Linked DNA regions of Homo sapiens: region 1 is linked to region 2. The links are chromatin loops, found by intact Hi-C in ENCODE. Cell type or tissue: PC-9. All regions are shown on one strand. Each heading gives the region's core, and the rest is flanking DNA. Links, peaks and the distances in the headings are about the cores only. Region 1 holds the start of FGF19 (fibroblast growth factor 19). Region 2 overlaps ANO1 (anoctamin 1).

Region 1 (10,501 bases), core at 1,244-9,243, 490 kb before region 2:
GCTGCACTGAGCAATGATCATGCCACTGCACTCTAGTCTGGGTGATAGAGCAAGACCCTGTCTCAAAAAAAAACAAAACAAAAAACCCACAACTATATATATACACAGAGAACACACACACATATATAAATGTACTGTAAGTGTAAGCATATATAATATGTACATTATGTTAATATATAACCCATTAATAAATTAAATATACATTTATATACCTTTATAAATTATAATCTTTATATAGATATACATGCACACAGACAAAACTGAGGTTTATTATTTCATATATGTATATTTTATGTATATACTTAATACTACATATACACTCTATATAGACCCAAATAATTTCCACTAAATTACCTCACTTTTTCGAGAGCCTTGTCCTAAGCAATAATATCCATCAACCCACAGGAATGCCGTCTGTGTTTCCCTCACCCTTTACATTACAGACATAACTCCTGGCATTTAAAAAGTTCCTGGGTATTTCATTGGCACTTTGGGAAACACTGATAAACTGGGTTGTCATCTTAGGATAGGTCTTTTAAATAAATTGCGTGTGATCCGATCTGGGTCCCAGATGAAAGCATCTGTTCCCCACCTATCTCAGAAATCACTGTGTGCCTTTATCATTCTAAGGCCTTCTGGTCTGCAGCAGTTCTGAGAACCATCAGCCCCGCTGTCTCCTCCATTCAGTCACCAAGGGCCTTCCAGGCAGGCTGCCAGGAGGCAGATCTCAGCAGCCCCTCCCCCAGGCCAGGCCAGGCCAGGCCGGCGCCCAGCTGGTGGCCGGAAATGTGTGCTGAGGGAAGCCTTGTCTTAGAACATTCATAGTCCACGGGGTTGAGAGGTGCCAGTGGGCAAGTGCCATCCCACACCGGTGTCATTACCCCTTGGCGACCCAGGACAGGCGCAGGCGGGAGCCGGAAGGGCTGGGCAGTAAACACACTGCAGGACGGCCTCAGTCAGGTTCCTGCCTAAGTCTGCAAAGGTCACTGAACTGCAGGTGGGTGACGAGGTACCTGTGCTAATAAGCTCCTGATAAGAGGCTCATTGCAGCAACCCAGGCTCCTGCCGAGCCCACGGATGGCTGGGACAAAGCATCGGACAGCAAGCGTGATTTCTCCCAAACTCCCAAAAATGCCAAATGATCAATAAACAAGGAACACAAAACCGAATGATTGGAGGACCTTCTTCTATTTACTTGGCTTGTCCTTTGGGAGAAATTAGTATCACTTTCTCCATACAGAAAACGAAATGACTTCAAGTTTCTAGAAGAATGTGGCATTTTTATTTAAGAAAGAGGCCAGGCGAGGTGGCTCATGCCTGTAATCCCAGCACTTTGGGCGGCTGAGGCAGGCAGATCGTGATGTCAGGAGTTCGAGACCAGCCTGGCCAGGATGGTGAAACCTCATCTCTACTAAAAATACAAAAAAACTAGCCGGTCATGGTGGCACGGTGCCCGTAATCCCAGCTACTTGGGAGGCTGAGGCAGGAGAATTGCTTGAACCCCGCAGGTGGAGGTTGCAGTGAGCCAAGATCATACCACTGTACTCCAGCCTGGGCGACAGAGCAAGCGAGACTCCGTCTCAAAAAAAAAAAAAAAAAAAAAAAGATCCTCAATTTCTGTTAGACCATGCACAGGGGATCAAGAGGCACAAAGGGGGCTGGGCGCGGTGGCTCACACCTCTAATCCCAAAGCACTTTGGGAGGCCGAGACGGCCGGATCACTTGAGGTCGGGAGTTCAAGACCAGCCTGGCCACCAACATGGTGAAACCCCATCTCTACCCAAAATACAAAAGGTAGCTGGGCTTGGTGGTGGGTACCTGTAATCCCAGCTCCATGGGAGGCTGAGGTAGCAGAAACGCTTGAACCTGGGAGGCACAGGTTGCAGTGAGCCGAGATCTGGCCACTGCATTCCAGCCTGGGCGACAGAGCAAGACTCTGCCAAAAAAAAAAAAAAAAAAAAAAAAAAAAGGCACAGAGGGATTTCAGGTGACCCAACCCCCAATTTGGGCAGAATGGCGGGTTAGGTTGACGTCCCCTGCTGGCCTCCCATCATTAGGAACCCCCACACCCCCTGCCATAGTAAATGTCAAAATTAAAGTTGCAAGGGTGGGTTTGGAGCGGCTCTGGGTGGGAGTCAGCGTCCAGCGTGCCGACCACCCCCTTTCTCTGCAGTCCTCTCACGCAGGACTCCGCCATAAAACCTGAAACAGGCGCTCCGAGTACACGGAGCACGGCAGAGGCACCGAGCAATTTTGAGACTCTAAAATGCTTTGTCCCGCTGTTCACAAAGGAGCTGGTTGGGCCGGAGGCGGCCCCGCCTCTGCATCCTTTCTGGGGTGGGGGCCCCGGGCAGGCGCGGCCACCCCCGCCCTGGCCCCTGCTCCGCCAGGGAGTCCGGGGCTGCGTGTGAGGCCTGCGCGGGCCGAGACCTCACACAGCCTCCTCTGCGCGCGGGGCCGCGGGAGGGGCGCGGGTTCGTTCCTTTGAACTCCCAGCCTTTGTTCCCGGCCACCAGAGCCCCAGCGCTCGTACACTTCCGGCCCCGGGACCTCTGCGGTTACCTGGGCCTTCCCTGCCAGCCCCCACCCCCTGCCCCCACCAGAAAGCGTTTACAGGACAGGTGAGGCCCGCAGGAGGAAAAGCACTCCCCTGGCGCAACATGACTCCAGCGCATCTGCGTCTAAGCCACACCGTGCTCCTGGTAGATTAAAAATTAATTCTAAAAAAAAAATCTCTCCTATCCCAAATGCACTGTTTTCTGCCTTGCTTGACAATTGATTTGTTTTTAAAGGAAAGTTATGGGTAGATCCTCTTTTTTCTTTCCCATTCTTTTTTTCTTCTTTTATACTGGAGGGAGGGAAACGGAGGCGAGGACCACACACGCGCAGGCAGAGGCTGAAAAGGCCCGAGGTGGGTTTTCCTGTTTAATATCAAAGGAGGCCGAATAATGGGTTTCCTCGGTCCGGCTAGGCCGGCCTTTGACTCAATTGGAAATGCAAAGGCAGCTTTTGCCTATTCTCTGGCTGCTGGCTGAGACCCTAAATTTCCGTAGGAAATCGTCGGACATGCACTTAATCGGTCTTTGCAATCTTTCCCTCGAAGTTGCACGCGGGTCTGGGCGGAGGAGGCGAGGAAACCCTGGATTCGAACCAGCGCCTTTCTCTCCTTCAGGCCTCCGCCCGGGGACAGGCGCCGGTCCCCCGCCCCGGCGCATCCGCCCCGTGGGGACACTTACCAGCCCCTGCATCTTGCCGTCGGCGCCCATGCAGAGGTACCGCACGCTGTGCACGCCCTTGATGGCCACGGTCCGCAGAGCGACTGCCTTGATCTCCAGCAAACCTAGGCGCAGGGGAAGCGAGAAGCTGCAGCAAGGACCGCTGGGCCCGCACCACGTGGGTGCGGTCGGTCCACAAGCCTGTGCTTCTCCCTAGCGTCCCGCGCTGTTTGGGGACTAACGGAGGGATCCTAACGTCCAGGTGCCAAAACCTGGGGTTCCCAGGAGTTGAGGGGTCCGCAGGAGCCTAAGGGTGGCAAAGGAAGGAAGGGCGCTGGGGTGGGGCGCGCGCAGCGGGGTGGGGTGCGCGCGGCGGGGCGGGCGGGGGTGCTGGCGGGCACTCACTGTGCGCGCTCTGGCCCCGCGCGCAGTCCACGACGCCGTCGGCACGGATGCGCAGGAAGCAGCTGGAGAGCCCGTGGGGGCCGGAGGTGTACAGGTGCCGCAGGCGGATGGGGTCGCCCCAGCCGTAGTGCACGTGGGGCCCCGCGTCCGAGAAGGCGAGGGGGCGCCCGGCCACGGCCAGCCAGAGGCCGGCCAGGATCCATACGTGGACCACCACACACCCGCTCCGCATGGCACCTCCCTGGGGCTCTCGGCGCAGCTCCGGCGATGGGGGTGCGGGAGGCTGGGCGGCGACCGGGATGCGCTGCGGGGCTGTGAGTGCCGGGTTGGGATGGTCGTGGCCCTAGATCCTGGACGCAGCGCTCCTGCTCTGACGGCGCGGCGGCTCCGGGCCGGCAGCCTTATATAGTAGCGCCTTACGGGCCCCACGGGTAGGTGCCCAAGACACCCGAGCATTTCTTATCGGGATTGCATCAAGCCTCCGCCCCCCGCACACACCCACTCACACCCCGCCTCCGGCCCCAGCCCCAGCCCCCTCCCCGGGCCCGGGCAGGCAGGCGGCGGCTTCTTGTCCCAGCCGGGGTGACCCCGCCCAGGCCGTTCGGATCTGCGGGAGGAGGAGGCCTCGCTTAGCGGCCGGGTTTCGGGGAACTCCTCCCCACCGCGCAGCGGCCCCGAGGTTCTTGGCTGGGAGAGTTTGACTTTGTAAAGCAATCGACAACTGGGGCCCTTCCCCCAGGCCTCAGGCTCCCAGTGGATGCACTCGGCGTGGGGCACTAGCGGGGGCGGGGTCAGGAACCCCGGGGCCAGAGGTTGGGGGGCACCGAGTTTTGCCCCCTTCACCCTCTGTCGGGAAAAGCCTCACCTCGGCCTTAGTGCCCTTCCCCTTAAAAGCCCACTCGCACTCCCTCCCCCGACTTTCGCAGCCCCGCACATCTGACGTCAAAGCCGTCCCGTAGAATTTTCCCCGGCAGTTCCGACAGTCTCAGGTTCTTTCAGCTTCATCTTCTTGCAATTCCTGCCCCGCCCCTTTTATCCGGGTAAATTGCCCCCCGACGGGGGGCCGGGCGCGCTCTCGGCCGGCGGGGAAACAATGGAAGCCGCGCGGACTGTAGGTGGCGCCGCAGCCTCGGCGTCCGCCTGGGCTTTGCGCTCCTGGCCCCGCGCCCCTGCCTGCTCCGCGCTCGCCCCGGCCCCGCGGCTGTGCGCGAGATGCAACCTGAAAGGGGGCACTGGGAAGGAGGCTCTCGGGCAGGGTGGGCGGGCCAGCTGCGGGATTGGTGAACCCCAGCTTCTCGGCTGGAGGGTGGTGGAGGCAGGGGCGCAGGGAGGGAGGCCTGGGCCTCCGTTTCCCGTTTTTTGAGCTGTCTTGTGTCGGGGGTCTGGTTTTTGAGTCCCCGAGTCCCTGCGCACGGGGTCAGGAGGAACAGCACGGTCGGGGAGGTCGAGAGCGCCTTACCTGGTGGGGAGGGGTCGGGAAGGGGCCCAGGAACGGTGATGGGCGCCCCTGGCGTCCGGGCAGGTGCCAGGTGAGGAAAGAAATGGGGGCCGCTCCATGAAGCGGTTCCTGCCAATAAAGAAAACGACATCCAGAGAATACCCAGGCGGGGAATAAAGGGGTCCTCCTACGGGGCTTTGGTTTAACTCTAATTATTTCTTGTTATTCTTCCAAACCCCCAGCTCCTGGATGTGGGGCCCCAGGAGGCTGGTTTTGGGGGCAGAGCCCTCCTGGCCCAGCGCAAAGGCGATGGGGAGGGCAAACAGGAGAGACAGCGAGAGAAATGCCAGGCCTAATGAATTTCAATGAGCAGAGGCCACATTCATTCCCCAGTCAGTGACTGGCGTTAATGACTGAGGGCGCAGCAAATGTCACCAGGAAAGTCTTTACAAAAAGACATCATCCCGAAGGCTTTCTAGACCAGGGACCCCCACGCTGTGTGTCTTGGTTCAGAAAGCCGTGGCTTCTGTTAAATCTAATTACTTCCCCCCTGTGGCTTTAAATCGACGGCGGCTCCTATTAAACTTAATTACCCTCCCCTGCAGCTTTCGTTTTAAAGATCCGTGGTAAATGCGTGATAAATGCTCTTGAGGGCGATGGCAGAGGCTGCACTGGGGGACACGACCCAAACCGGGTGGGGGCGATGGCAGCCTCTGGTTCCACCCCTACCCCTCTGCAGCCCCTTCCAGGGACATGGGGAAGAGAGTGGCTGATGCGATCAGGGAGGTGGGGAAATGAGGAAGGCGGCTGCTGTCCCCCAGCCCCTGTTCTGAGCGCTTCATGGAGGTTCTCAGCTCAAATCTCCACAAGAGCCCCCACAGTATTCTATTCCTCCCTCCCCCATGGAGCAGGAGGGAAATGGCCCCAGAAAAGTGGCCGAGTAACCCAAGGTCGCACACTCTGTTAGTGGTGAAGTTGGAATTTGAACCCAAACAGTGGGGCTCGTAAATCCAGGCTGTGCTGCGTCTTATCCCGGGACAGGGGCTCCGGGGTCAGACCCACTGTAGCATGGATCACACCCGGCCACTCCCTGGGTAGGTCGTGGACCGCTGACCCATTGCCCTCTCAGCTTGCTCTCAGGCTTGTCCTGAGGGTGACAAGGAAGAGGGGACAGAGAGGGCCTGGGATGTAGCACTCATGAAGGTGTTGATGGCAGGCCTTGAGGTCAGCTGTGTGCCGGCCATCTCACAGGCACAGCAATGCTCTGAGAGCTTAGGGGATGGATCCTGCTCATGTGAGGTAGCTGACGGTTACAGAGATGGACTGCCGGGCCTCGAGGGTTTGCCCCAGGTGGGCCAGGCACACGATCTTGGGTGTTTGCTGGGCTCCCTGGTGTGTGTGGTTAGAGGGAGCCAAGCCTGCAGAGGACAAGGCAGTGCTGGCCAGCAAGGGGCTCTCCTGGCGAGAGCAGAGGTGTGGCAAGGGCTGAGGTCCTCCTCCCACTCTGTTCTGTGCACACCGGGACCTCTGAAGCCACCTGTGTGCTGCATTGGGCTGACTTTGCTTTTCAGGTTGTGTTTGATTTGCCCCTGGGTGGCTAAGCCGGCTGAATCGCCCAGGTGGGGTTTCATTCATTGAATGGCATGGGCAATGGGTAGCAGGTAGGGTCCAAGGCACCTGGATGTCCCGCTCACCCATGCAGGGGTATGGGGGTCTCCAGCCCAGGTGTCCAGAAGGGCTTGGCTTGGCTTTGTTCTGGATTTGATGTTAGCTTTTTTTTTTTAATTCATTTTTTATTTTTTTATTTAATTGCCCTGTAGAACCGTAAATCCTTTTTCTGGAGTCTTCCTTCTTCCATCTGAGGGTGTAGAGGTTCCTTCTTCCTGATTATGGCAAATGAGTGATTTCCACCATTTCTAAACCCGTGTCCCAGTGTCTAAGAACATCTTATTCGGCTTCACCTCCAATTTTTACATTATGAAAATCATAGTTTTCCTTTCATTTTACAGTTAGAAATGTATGTTTTGCTGTCAAATGTGCATTCTTCTACATAAGCACTCCCTAGAGCCCCTCCCAAACCCCCTGCTCCCACCTTGTGATTGAAAATTATTTTGTAATTGGAGAAACTTCTGGGTGTGGTAAAAGTCTTTATCAGAAAATAAGAACTGCAGGGTAGCGTGGGACCGAGAGAGCTGTGAACACTGAGGTGATCGAGGCCACGCCCCACAGCTGGTTCCTGGCCAACTGGAGGCTGAGACCCAGGGACTCCTGAATCTCAGCCCAGTATTTTTGCTACAACCTGCTAGAACATGCATTATTTCCCCCAAGACTTTCTGATTCACCAACAGCCATTTCTTCCCCCATACGCATCGTTATTCTGAAATGAGGCCACCCAGCTAGCCCAGAAATTGGCAGAGACTGTGACAGAGTAGAAGGAAGACCTCTTTGAGATTCCATTTCCTCATTTGTAAAACAGCAAAAGGAACGCTAATTTACAGGGTTAATACGAGCATTAGAAAAGACATCCCCATCTATCAAGTGACCAATATTTGTAAGATAGAGACAGCCTGGCACATGTAAAGCACATAACAGAAGGGTAGCTATTGTTACTGTTGTAAATGCTGCTCTCTGGCGATCTTTGCTACATTTATTACTTATTTTAAAATTTAATGGCAACTCTAGAAAAAGATATATAGTGACAAAAAGCTGGATGGAGATCCACTAGAAAAGGGTAAATAGAAGGCTGGGCGTGGTGGCTCATGCCTGTAATCCCAGCACTTTGGGAGGCCAACGCAGGAGCATTGCTTGAACCCAGGAGGCAGAGGTTGCAGTGAGCCGAGATCGCACCACTGTACTCCAGCCTGGGCAACAGAGAGAGACTCTGTCTCAAAAAAAAAAAAAAAAAAAAAAAAAAAAAAAAAGCAGAGAAGGATAAATGGAAGATGAAAATGTTCTCTATCTTTATTGTGGTAGTGAATACACAGGCAATGACATTTATCAAAACTAATAGAGCTGTTCCCTTAAAATTAAGGTGCATTTTTTTCAGAGCAATTTCTATTAAATTCTAAAGTAAATTGTGTCTGAATTTTAAATAAGCATTAATAGATACTTTTTTTCCAGTTGTTTTATTGTGTTGAAACATAAACAACATAAAATTTACCATCCTAACCATTTCTAAATGTACAGTTCAGAGGAATTAATACATTCATAAAGCTGTGTGGATCACCGCCACCATCCATCTCCAGAACTCTTTTCATCTTGAAAAATGAGATTCAGCTGGGTGCGGTGGCTCACTCCTGTAATCCCAGCACTTTGGGAGGCCAAGGTGGGTGGATCACCTGAGGTCAGGAGTTCAAGACCAGCCTGGCCAACATGGTGAAACCCCATCTCTACTAAAAATACAAAAATTAGCTGGGTGTGGTGGCGCATGCTTGCAGTCCCAGCTGCTGTGGAGGCTGAGGTGGAAGGATCGCTTGAACCCAGGGAGCGGAGGTTGCAGTGAGCCAAGATCACACCGCTGCACTCCAACCTGGGCAACAGAGTGATACTGAAAAATAAATAATAATAAAAAAAGTATGTATGTATCTTAAAAAAAAATCATTTGAATTGTAACCTCCTTTCCACCAACTCAGTTGTAAACACTTTCCTTGGGATTAAATATCCTAGCACAGCCTTTGACACCAGCACATCTGAGTGATACAATCTGTTGTCCCCTATTGCTGGACGTTTAGGTTGTTTCCAACGTCCCCTGCCAGACCATGCAGGGGAGAACATTCTTGGAGACGCATCTCGCGCATGTCCGCTCTTGGAATTACTGAGCCCTGTCGTCTCTCCCCCAGGTAGGCCCTGGCCCTGTGTAAAGGGTGGAATTCAGGAAGCTGCCCTGCTTCTGTTCACACAAAGGGCAGCACAGCTTCCTCCAGACATCTGCGGTGAGCCTGAGCACACATGGATGTTCTCAGCTCAAATCTCCGCAAGAGCCCCCATGGTATTCTATTCCCCCTTCCCCATGGAGCAGGAGGGAAATGGGGGCCCCAGAAAAGTGGCCGAGTGACCCAAGGTCGCACACCCTGTTAGTGGTGAAGTTGGAATTTGAACCCAAACAGTGGGGCTTGTAAATCCAGGCTGTGCTGTGTCTTATCCCGGGACAGGGGCTCCTGGTGTGTAAGCACCACCACCAGCAGGCACCATGAGGCATAGCAAAGCTGGAGTCGGAGCCCTCCCTTTACTGCCGGTTCAGAAGGCCCAGGACGTGAGCTCCCCTAGCTGGGAGGGCCTGCTTGTGCTGTGAGCCTTACTTTTCTCACCTGTGAGGACAGGAGCTGACAGAAGTAGCCACAAAGGGTATTTCTGTACGTGAATGCTCTTTTCCCTCTGGTCTCCCTCATCAAAACAGATATGAGTTCCCATCGCGAATGTGTTGAGCTGTCAGAGTAGCAACGTCGTGAAAGAATGCGCCCAGGCTTTGAATGTCAGCTACTGAAAGAAAACAAAAAGTAGCTTAATGAGAAAACATTAACCGTGTTCATGCTGACTTCGTGAAAAACCATAAAGTGAAAATATCGAGGTTGGAAATTCTCAGAAGCCCTGGCCTCTGTCTGCTTCATAAACCTTTCGTGGAGAAGGATGAGTCCCAGACTCCACAAGTGGATGGCTCTTCAAACTTCATGCCCAAAGGGAGGGTCTTTTCTCTCCAAAAGCTCAGCCACCTTTCCACAATGTCTTTTTTCTTTCTTCTGTCCGAGATGGTTAGGAAATCCCAGGACAGGCCTGGCCAGCACCATTTGCTGAGTGCTTGAAATCCTCTGGCCATGGTGGTGGTGGTAGTGATGGCTGACACCAAGTGCCCAGAACTGTCCTGGGCAGTTTACATGCCTCACGGTATTTGGGTCTCATAGCTCCCATTCTAAAGAGGGGCAAAGTGAGGCTCAGAAACTGCTCCTTGCCCAGAGTCACAAATAAAGCCAATAAACAGCAGAGTTGGGATTTGAATGCAGTTCTAGCTGAATTTGAGTCACAAAGCTATTTAATCATTACTCTCTTTTTATTTTTTTAAAAAAGAAGCAAAACCAGGCCAGGTACAGTGGCTCACATCTGTAATCCCAACATTTTGGGAGGCCAAGGCAGGTGGATCACTTGAGCCCAGGAGTTCAAGACCAGCCCGGGGGACATGGCGAAACTCCATTTCTACAGAAAATACAAAAATTAGTCGGGCGTGGTGGCGTGAGTCTGTAGTCCCAGCTACTTGTGATGCTGAGGTGGAAGGATCACTTGAGCCTGGGAGGCAGAGGTTGCAGTGAGCTGTGATCCACCACTGAAAAAAAAAAAAAAAAAAAAAAGGAAAACCCAAACAGCTGCTCTTTCAAAAAGTTAAGAGCCCTGACCAAATTCGGAGCCTCAGCTAGGGGCTTGGCCCTACTCTTCGATTCCTTGGCCCCATGAC
Region 2 (10,501 bases), core at 1,677-9,676:
GAGGGGACTTGGCCGACCCCAGGCCCCCTGCACTGACAGGGCCCAAGACAACCTCATGAGAGAGGAAGGCCAATAGAGGGGCCGGATGAGCACCGGCAGAAGGGTTCTGACTCGCTGGTGGGTTTAATCCAGTAGAAGTGTCTTTATTGAAAGAGACAGGGGCCAGGCACAGTGGCTCACACCTGTAATCCCAGCACTTTGGGAGACCGAGGCAGGTGGATCACCTGAGGTCAGGAGTTCAAGACCAGCCTGGCCAACATGGTGAAACCCTGTCTCTACTAAAAATATCAAAAATTAGCCGGGTGTGGTGGTGCACACCTGTAATCCCAGCTACTCAGGAGGCTGAGGCAAGAGAATCACTTGAACCCAGGAGGCAGAGGTTGCAGTGAGCCGAGATCGTGCCACTACACTCCAGCTTGAGCAACAAGAGTGAAACTCCATCTCAAAAAAGAGAGAGAGAGAAAAGAAGGAGAAGGAGAGGAGGAGGAGGAGGACGAGGAGGGGGAGGGAGGAAGGAAGGAAGGAAGGAAGGAAGGAAGGAAGGAAGGAAGGAAGAAAGACATGGAGAAAGGGGACCCCACCTCTGTCCCTCTCATTCTCACACCATGTCTGTGGTAGCAGGCAGAGTCAGGACAGACAGGAGGGCAGTGGGCTGTCAGATGACCCCAGCTGCAGCCAGCAGCCAGGGGACCCAGCCCCAGCTGGCCCAGTCTCTAGGGAGGGGTCTGGGCCAACTCTCTGAGGCCAGAGGGACTCCCAGTGGAGCGGGACCCCAGGCTAGGGTGCCAGCTGTGCACCGGCAGCTGAGGTCCCAGAGAGGCAGTATCCTGGGCTGTGGGCACCGCCAAGATTCTGCTCGCAGGTGTCCCTCTAGTCTCGATTAAGTCGATGCTAGGAAGGCAGTGGGCCAAGGGCTCTGATTCTGGAATCCCCAAGACTGGGTTCAAGTCCCAGTTCTGTCACAGGGCAGGCCCTTCCACTCCTCTAAGCTCAGTGGCCCCATCCATCAGCTTTTCACAGCAAGCAGTGCAAAAGGTGTGTGGGGCTGGGTTCCGCAGACCAGAGCCTGAGAGCCCAGCAAGGAGGGGTCTCGGCCAGAGACAGCCCAGCCTTATCCCAAGGGAGCCCCGGAGCAGGCATGGCACCCCAGACCTGGCCTCACCTGGAGGCAAGGCAGCCCCTAGATGGACCAGTCACTGCTTTGGGCTGACCAGGCTGGGAAGAGGGAGATGGGATGGGGCATAAGTTCTGCAGCTGCGAGCGTGAGCAGCCAACCCCAGCCCCAGCTGGGGACTGGGAGCACCAACCAGGAGAAGACACCAATCCAGGGGGCACCAGCACCGCCCGTGGCGGGAACCTGCTCAGCCGGGGGTGCTCACACGTGCTTGCTGGACAGATGTTCAGCAAACAAGAAGATTCCGTTTTTCCATAAAAACTGACTTATGTTGCCTTCTATCCACCAGAAATGTCTCCGTGGAGGTGGTAGATGTTCAGGGAGACCCTGGGACGCTTTGCAAACTGTAAAAGTTTGATCCATTTGTGGCTATTTCCAGTTTCATGTTTTTCCCCAAAGGCTCGATGCTCGTTAGATTTGGCGATGTGTGATCCATCAGGTCACTTCCTGAGTCTCCTGATCAAAGAATTCAGAATGACTCAGATGATTTTCCCAATTACTGAGTTCAGATTTGTTCGAGAAAGTCGGCCAACATTTCCCAGAGGCCTGCCGGGTGGTTCTATGCCTCCTTTATAGCTTCTGGAAAACTGAGGCCCAGGGAGGTCAATGGGCCAGGAGGTGGTGGGGTGGCACTCCACCAGATGGGGGCCAGGCAGAGAGGTCAGGAGCACTTCCCCAGGCGCCATCCTCCCTTCTGCCACGCGTTGCCTCTCCTTCCAGAACCTGGTCATGTTCATGAGCGACTTTGTGGACTGGGTCATCCCGGACATCCCCAAGGACATCAGCCAGCAGATCCACAAGGAGAAGGTGCTCATGGTGGAGCTGTTCATGCGGGAGGAGCAAGACAAGCAGCAGCTGCTGGAAACCTGGATGGAGAAGGAGCGGCAGAAGGACGAGCCGCCGTGCAACCACCACAACACCAAAGCCTGCCCAGACAGCCTCGGCAGCCCAGCCCCCAGCCATGCCTACCACGGGGGCGTCCTGTAGCTATGCCAGCGGGGCTGGGCAGGCCAGCCGGGCATCCTGACCGATGGGCACCCTCTCCCAGGGCAGGCGGCTTCCCGCTCCCACCAGGGCCCGGTGGGTCCTGGGTTTTCTGCAAACATGGAGGACCACTTTCTGATAGGACATTTTCCTTTCTTCTTTCTGTTTTCTTTCCCTTGTTTTTGCACAAAGCCATTATGCAGGGAATATTTTTTAATCTGTAGTATTCAAGATGAATCAAAATGATGGCTGGTAATACGGCAATAAGGTAGCAAAGGCAGGTGCTTTGCAGAAAGAATGCTTGGAAACTTGAGTCTCCCTAGAGGTGAAAAGTGAGCAGAGGCCCGTAGAAACCCTCCTCTGAATCCTCCTAATTCCTTAAGATAGATGCAAAATGGTAAGCCGAGGCATCGCGCAAAAGCTGGTGCGATGCTTCAGGGAAAATGGAAAACCCACGCAAGAATAATGATTGATTCCGGTTCCAAAAGGTGTCACCTACCTGTTTCAGAAAAGTTAGACTTTCCATCGCCTTTTCCTTCCATCAGTTGAGTGGCTGAGAGAGAAGTGCCTCATCCCTGAGCCACACAGGGGGCGTGGGAGCATCCCAGTTATCCCTGGAAAGCTAGAAGGGGACAGAGGTGTCCCTGATTAAGCAGGAAACAGCACCCTTGGCGTCCCCAGCAGGCTCCCCACTGTCAGCCACACACCTGCCCCCATCACACCAAGCCGACCTCAGAGTTGTTCATCTTCCTTATGGGACAAAACCGGTTGACCAGAAAATGGGCAGAGAGAGATGACCTCGGAAGCATTTCCACAGATGGTGTCAGGGTTTCAAGAAGTCTTAGGGCTTCCAGGGGTCCCCTGGAAGCTTTAGAATATTTATGGGTTTTTTTTCAAATATCAATTATATGGTAGATTGAGGATTTTTTTTCTGTAGCTCAAAGGTGGAGGGAGTTTATTAGTTAACCAAATATCGTTGAGAGGAATTTAAAATACTGTTACTACCAAAGATTTTTATTAATAAAGGCTTATATTTTGGTAACACTTCTCTATATTTTTACTCACAGGAATGTCACTGTTGGACAATTATTTTAAAAGTGTATAAAACCAAGTCTCATAAATGATATGAGTGATCTAAATTTGCAGCAATGATACTAAACAACTCTCTGAAATTTCTCAAGCACCAAGAGAAACATCATTTTAGCAAAGGCCAGGAGGAAAAATAGAAATAAATTTGTCTTGAAGATCTCATTGATGTGATGTTACATTCCCTTTAATCTGCCAACTGTGGTCAAAGTTCATAGGTGTCGTACATTTCCATTATTTGCTAAAATCATGCAATCTGATGCTTCTCTTTTCTCTTGTACAGTAAGTAGTTTGAAGTGGGTTTTGTATATAAATACTGTATTAAAAATTAGGCAATTACCAAAAATCCTTTTATGGAAACCATTTTTTTAAAAAGTGAATGTACACAAATCCACAGAGGACTGTGGCTGGACATTCATCTAAATAAATTTGAATATACGACACTTTTCTCACTTGAATGCTGTCTGCCTGACGTCTGCCTGGGAAACTCACAGGCCGTCCCCAGAGTCCAGTGACCCTGCAAACTCAGCACTGACGGACAGGCATCTCTTTCCTTTGGTGCCGGCCTGCGCATGGCTCTAAATGTTCTTGGGACTTCATCTTTCTGTACGTGTGTGCATTTGTGCATGCACATGTGTGTGCCTATTCATTTGCATGTGTTTTGCATGCATCATGTGCACGCATGTTCGCATTTGCTTGTGTGCATGTGCCTGTGTCTTTACATGTTTGTGTACATCACGTGTGTATGTATGCATTTGTATTTGCTTGTATTTGCATATGGGTGCAGGTGTGTGTGCATGTGGACACGTGTGCATATATGCATGTGTGTGTATATGTCTATGTGTGCATGCACGTGTGTATACAGTGCGTGTGTGTACTTGTGAATGCCTGTGTTTATGTGTTTGCATGGTTTATGTATGTATTATCCGTTCTCACACTGCTATAAAGAACTACCTGAGCCCAGGTGTGGTGGCTCACACCTGTAATCCCAGCACTTTGGGAGGACAAGGCGGGTGGATTGCTGGAGGTGAGGAGTTCAAGACCAGCCTGGCCAACATGGCAAAATCCCATCTCTCCAAAAAAAAAAGTTACATAAAAATTAGTCGAGCATGGTGGCGCACACCTGTCATCTCAGCTACTGGGGAGGCTGAGGCAGGAGAATCACTTGAACCTGGGAAGCAAAGGCTGCAGTGAACCGAGATCATGCCATAGCACACCAATCTGGGTGACAGAGTTAGACCCCATCTCAAAAAATATATAAATAAATAGAACTACCTGAGACTGGATAATTTACGAAGAAAAGAGGTTTAATTGACTCACACTTTTGCATGCTTAACAGGAGGCATGACTGAGAGGTCTCAGGAAACTTAACGATCGTAGCAGAAAGCAAAGGGGAAGCAAGCACGTCTTCACAATGGTGGAGCAGGAGAGAGCGAGCAAAGGGGACAAGTGCCACATTTTCAAACCATCAGATGTTGTGAGAACTCACCCACTATCACAAGAACAGCATGGCGGAAATGCGCCTCATGATTCAACCACCTCCCACCAGGTCCCGCCCTCGACACGTGGGGATTACAATTTAACATGAGATTCAGGTGGGGACAGAGCCAAACCATGTCAGTGTGCATCACCCCAGGGTTCACACACGTGTTTGCCTTTGCCTGTGTTTGTATATGCATATGTGCTGTGTGTGTGCATATGTGCCGGTGTGTGTGCATATGTGCTGGTGTGTGTGCATATGTGCTGTGTGTGCATATGTGCTGTGTGTGTGTGCATATGTGCTGGTGTGTGTGCATATATGCTGTGTGTGCGCATATGTGCTGGTGTGTGTGTGCATGTGTGCTGTGTGTATGCATATGTGCTGTGTGTGCATGTGTGCTGGCGTGTGTGTGTGCATGTGTGCTGGTGTGTGTGTGCATATGTGCTGGTGTGTGTGTGCATGTGTGCTGGTGTGTGTGTATATGTGCTGATATGTGTGCATATATGCTAGTGTGTGTGCATATGTGCTGGTGTGTGTGTGTGCATGTGTGCTGGTGTCTGCATATATGCTAGTGTGTGTATGCATGTGTGCTTGTGTGTGTGCATATGTGCTGGTGTGTGTGTGCATATGTGCTGGTGTGTGTGCATATATGCTAGTGTGTGTGTGCATGTGTGCTGGTGTGTGTGCATATGTACTGGTGTCTGAGTGTGCTTGTGTGTATGCACAGATGTACCACATATTCCTCTGTGTTTGTGTGTGTGTGTGTGTGTGTGTGTGTGTGTATGTTGGGATGGGGGATTGTGGTCACACTTTCTAGCAGGCTCTTCCAAGAATCCCATATCTCGACCTCTGATCCCACAACCCAACAGACTAGTATTTAGGGTTTCATGGACCCCAAATTTCTTCAAAACGTTTTGGGACTGACCTTGGGTTGTCAATGTTTTCATTTGGGCAAGTGGGGACATTTTTTTAGAACCGTCACCTATAATCACTATCACTTCATAAAAGAACGTATATTTTTAACAGCGTCAGCAAAGCAGTATGGCGCTTCGGGCTGGGGACAGTGTCCTTGTGCGGCCCTCGGCGTCGGCCACCTTCCCTTCACCGCCAGGACAAGGCAGGGCCTCTTTCGACCTGTGGCAGGCCTCGGGCGCCCCCTTGTGCTGGCTCTCCTCAGCACAGCGCCTTGCCACCTTGGTCAGGCGCATCCTCCTAAAGCTTGGGCCCCACATTCTCGATCCTGTAGGGAGGGCCCAAGGAGAACGGCACCCACTTTCTCAATCCTGTAGGGAGGGCTCAGGGAGAACGGCACCCAGGATTGGCATCGCGGGAACCCCTTCCCTCTGCCCTCCTGTCTCCATGGGTCCTCCCAGAGCCTGGGAGGGCACAGGTGGGGACCTTCAGCCACATCTGATAGATGAGGAAACAGGCTCTTGACCAAGATCTCAGGGCGCTTTAATGCCAAGTCTGAAGGCCAGACCTCATAAACATGTATGGAACATTCAAGAAACATTTATTGAACTCCTACTGTAGGCCAAGTGCAGCGGCTCATGCTGGTAATCCCACATGAGGGATTACTGCATTGAGAGGCCCAGACAGAAGGATTGCTTGAGCCCAGGAGTTCGAGACCAGCCTGGGCAACATAGCAAGACCCTGTCTCTACAAGAAATAAAAAAATTAGCTGGGCATGGTGGCGGGCACCTGTGGCCCCAGCTACTCGAGAGAGTGAGGTAGGAGAATCACTTGAGCCCAGGAGGTCAAGGCTGCAGTGAGCTATGATTGCATCACTGCACTGCAGCCTGGGCAACAGAGCAAAACCCTGTCTCAAAAAATAAATAAAAATTAGACCAGGTGCAGTGGCTCACGTCTGTAATTCTAGCACTTTGGGAGGCCGAGGTGGATGACTTGAGGCCAGGAGTTCAAGACCAGCCTGGCCAACAGAGTGAAACCCAGTCTCTAAGTAAAAAAAAAATATATATATATATATATATATATATATATATATATATACACACACACACCAAAAAAAAATGAACTCCCACTGTGTGTCAGGCACTAGGACGAGAAGGGTGAAGAACAAGGACACAGCCCCTTCCCTCCCACATGACATTCTCACAAAGGAAGTCCAATGCTGAACCAGAAAATCAACCGTGGAACCAGACAACTTCAGAAAAGGGAGCGCTGATGAAAATCCAGCAGGGAGTGTGACTGACTGAGGGTGAGTGACTACACTGCGCAGGGAGGCCCCTTGGGACTTGAGCAACAAGGAGCCAGAAACACACAACAGTCGGTGCACAGGCCAAGGCAGCAGCTGCTGGACGAGCTCCAGGAGCAGAGGGGCAGGGAGGTGACAGGAGACGCAGGAGAGGTGGCTAGAGACGACTCATGCAGGGCTCCGGCTGAGTGAAGACTTTGAACTTGGTGGTAGGTGCCATGGGCAGGGCTGGGCAGTGTCTATGAGGGCAGTGATGGGATCTGACTTATGTTTGGGGTCATGGCTGCTGTAGGGTGGAAACTGCAGCCAGTGCCGCTATTATACAGATGGGCACAGGAGGCTCAGAGAGGCTCAGGGCTCCACTGCAGCCATCCACAAGCTGGCAGCACATCACCCCTTGGACCCAGGAGCCTGGCACAAAAAGTCTTCTACTACTGGTCCCTAGAGTAGTGTGGCTGGGGGCAGGGTTGGGGGCGAGCCCAGCGGGCCCTGAGGTCTGAGGGCACCGGCTGCACCACCAGGCCTGGCAATGACACACTGGTGGCCGGCCATGCAGGTTCCGCTGCTCTCCTCTGAGGGTGGAGGTGGACCATGAATAGCATCAAGCCCAAGACAACCTCTGTTCGGTAGGTTCAGCACATGTTAACTTTTGAAGTTAATTTAATATATGAAAACCAGGCATTTAAAGTCCACGTTTGCATGTTCTGCTGAGAAATCACACCTTCTGCTGCACAGCCCCACGTTCGCCAGGTCTCATGCTCACATTCGACTGCAGCCCGGTGGGGCCTGCCCTTCCTGAGTCTCCTCACCCTCCCAAACATGCCTGCCCACTGGCTATGGGGGCAGCTGAGGCTGGGGCCTCCCTAGACAAGCCTCAGACCAAGGTCCCTGTCTGTGGATCTGGAACCAGCAGTGGGATTGAGAGCTTGGCCAAAGTGTGTGCTTGAAGCAGGGCTGTCTCCACCCCAAGGCTGGACTCAGAGCCCTGCCCAAAGCACTCACATCACCAAATCCTACACACTCATCTTCAGGCCCCCAGGAGTCATTTGTGTGCCCCTGACCCCAGGTGATATGTGTCCTCACATGTCAGGCAACATTTACCTGCCCATGTTTTGTAAGAGCCACAGCAAAGAACATAAATGCTAACACTTACCAGAAAACAGGCCAGAAGGAAGTACTGGCACAGTGCCAGGCACAGAGGAGGCACCAGAAAGTGCTGAATTAATGAATAAGCAAGCAAGGATTAGATGGATAGATGGATGGGGGATAGACGGATGAACGTTTGGGTGGTGGACAGATGGATGGATGGATGGAAGCATGGATGGATGGATAGATTGATGGATGGATGTGTGGGTGGATGGATGGATGGATGGATGGATGGATGGTGGATGGGTGGATGGATAAATGTGTGGATGGATGGATGGATATGTGGATGGATGGATGGTGGATGAATGGATGGATGGATGGATGGATGGATGGATGGATGGATTGGGTGAATGAATGGATGTGTGGATGGATGGATGGATTGGGTGAATGAATGGATGTGTGGATGGATGGATGGATGGATGGATGGATGGATGGATGGATGGATGGATTGGGTGAATGAATGGATGTGTGGATGGATGGATGGATTGGGTGAATGAATGGATGTGTGGATGGATGGATGGATGGATGGTGGATGAATGGATGGATGGTAGATGAATGGATGGATGGATGGATGAATGGATGGATGGATGGATGAGTGGATGGATGGATGGATGGATGGATTGGGTGAATGAATGGATGTGTGGATGGATGGATGGATTGGGTGAATGAATGGATGTGTGGATGGATGGATGGATGGATGGATGGATGGATGGATGGTGGATGGTTGGATGGATGTGTGGATGGATTGGGTGGATGGATGTGTAAGTGGATGGATGGATTGGGTGGACGGATGGATGGACTGGGTGAATGGATGGATGGATGGTGGATGAGTGAATGTGTGGGTGAATGGATGCATTGATTGAATGGATGTGTGAATGGATGAAGGGATCGAGTGGATGGATGTGTGAATGGATGGATGGATGGTGGATGAGTGAGTGGATGTGTGGGTGAATGGATGCATTGATTGGGTGGATGGATGGATGGATGTGTGGATGGATGGTAGATGGGTGGGTAGATGGTAGATGGATGGTGGATGGATAGATGAATGGATAGAAGGATGGATGGATGTGTGGATGGATGGATAGATGGATGGATGGATGCTGGATGAATGGATGGATGGATGGTGGATGGGTGGATGGATGTGTGGACGGATGAATGGGTGAAAGGATGGATGTATGGATGGATGTGTGGATGGATGGATAGATGTGTGGATGGATGGGTGGAAGGATGAATGGATGGGTAGATGGGTGAGTAGATGGATGGATGGATAGGTGGATGGACGGATGGATAGATAGATAGGTGGATGGATGGATGGATGGGTGGGTGGATGGATGGATGGATGGGTGGATGGATGGATGGATAGATGCATGTATGGGTGGATGGATGGAAAATAGACTGACAATTGGGTCTTTTTGCCTTTGAGATGAATGGGCCTCAGGATCAAGTTAGCAGGAGTGTTGGTGGAGGAGGTAAGGGGGTAGTGGAAGGTAAATCTGATGCCTTCTGACCTGAAGACATGCTCACAGCAAGCAGTTCACCCCCACTCACTCACACAGCCTTGGCAGAAGAGCAAAAGGCAAAGAGACAGCTTATGCCTGGAGACATGGGACCAGCCCAGGCATTTTCATCTGGCTTCCTCAGATGGGATGGTGTCTGCTGCCCCTGCCAGAGCCTGCCCAGAATGCAGCCATGGGGCAAAGGCTCAGCAAACACCTCATTTCCTCAGCCCTGCCAAGTCATGTATTTACTATTGTCCATTTCCCTTCCCTTCTCCCCCTCTTCCTCACACAATTTTCATTAAAGTAAAACATAGAGAAAATTGCACAAAAGTGTACAGTCAAGCAACTTCCACAAAAAAATACACACTTTTGGGGCTGGGCACAGTGGCTCACGCCTGTAACCCCAGCACTTTGGGAGGCTGAGGTGAGAGGAGTGCAGTGGTGCAACCTTGAGTTCAAGAGTTTGAGACCAACCTGGGCAACATGGCAAGACCCTGTCTCTACAAAAAATAAATTTTTTTTAAAAAAAAGCTAAAAATTAGTCAGGTGTTGTGGCATGCACCTGTAGTCCCAGCTACTTGGGAGGCTGAGGTGGGAGGATGGCTTGAGCCTGAGAGATCAAGGCTGCAGTGAGCCGTGATTATGTCACTGTACCCCAACCTGGGCAACAGAGAATTTGTCTCCAAAAACAAAAACAAAATCCCACTTCTGTAGCCAGGACTCAGACACTGAATGAGCACGTCCTAAATATTCCCTCAAACTCCCTTCTCACAGTGGCTGTAGCCACTACCCGGACCTGGTTCCAACCTCGGCAGCAGAAATTCTTTCTCCTGCTTTTGCTTGTTGGTGGCTGCTGCCCTCTTCTGGCTGCCTGCAGGAGCTGCACTCAGGGAAGGGAAAGGCCCCGCACCTGGCAC

What was found. A loop is a pair of places that touch in the nucleus more often than their neighbours do. Peaks named below come from ENCODE experiments on the same cell type or tissue, not always from the same donor. Only the 100,000 strongest peaks of a DNase experiment are listed, where the experiment ranks them.
Region 1: a loop joins it to region 2, with 8 times the contacts of the local background. A loop is called at or near these places in 24 of 110 quality-filtered maps.

Annotation. Positions count from the first base shown.
Region 1 is chr11:69,700,025-69,710,525 of GRCh38, forward strand. FGF19 (fibroblast growth factor 19) reads right to left here and starts at 3,998. Exons shown (of 3, transcript NM_005117.3): 1 at 3,621-3,998; 2 at 3,237-3,340. The coding sequence starts at 3,852. RefSeq lists enhancers at 317-1,269, 5,407-5,769, 6,309-6,938 and a promoter at 4,071-6,268. In PC-9, for the core only: CTCF peaks have their summits at 4,684 and 4,887; a DNase peak (open chromatin) is centred at 4,247; H3K4me3 peaks cover 1,305 bases; H3K27ac peaks cover 663 bases.
Region 2 is chr11:70,185,844-70,196,344 of GRCh38, forward strand. ANO1 (anoctamin 1) reads left to right here. Exons shown (of 26, transcript NM_018043.7): 26 at 1,895-3,687. The coding sequence ends at 2,161. Among named protein-coding and RNA genes, the nearest start is that of FADD, 12 kb to the right of the region's middle. RefSeq lists an enhancer at 6,070-6,129 and a silencer at 10,260-10,501. In PC-9, for the core only: CTCF peaks have their summits at 5,886 (motif pointing left) and 6,089; a DNase peak (open chromatin) is centred at 5,858; H3K27ac peaks cover 1,148 bases.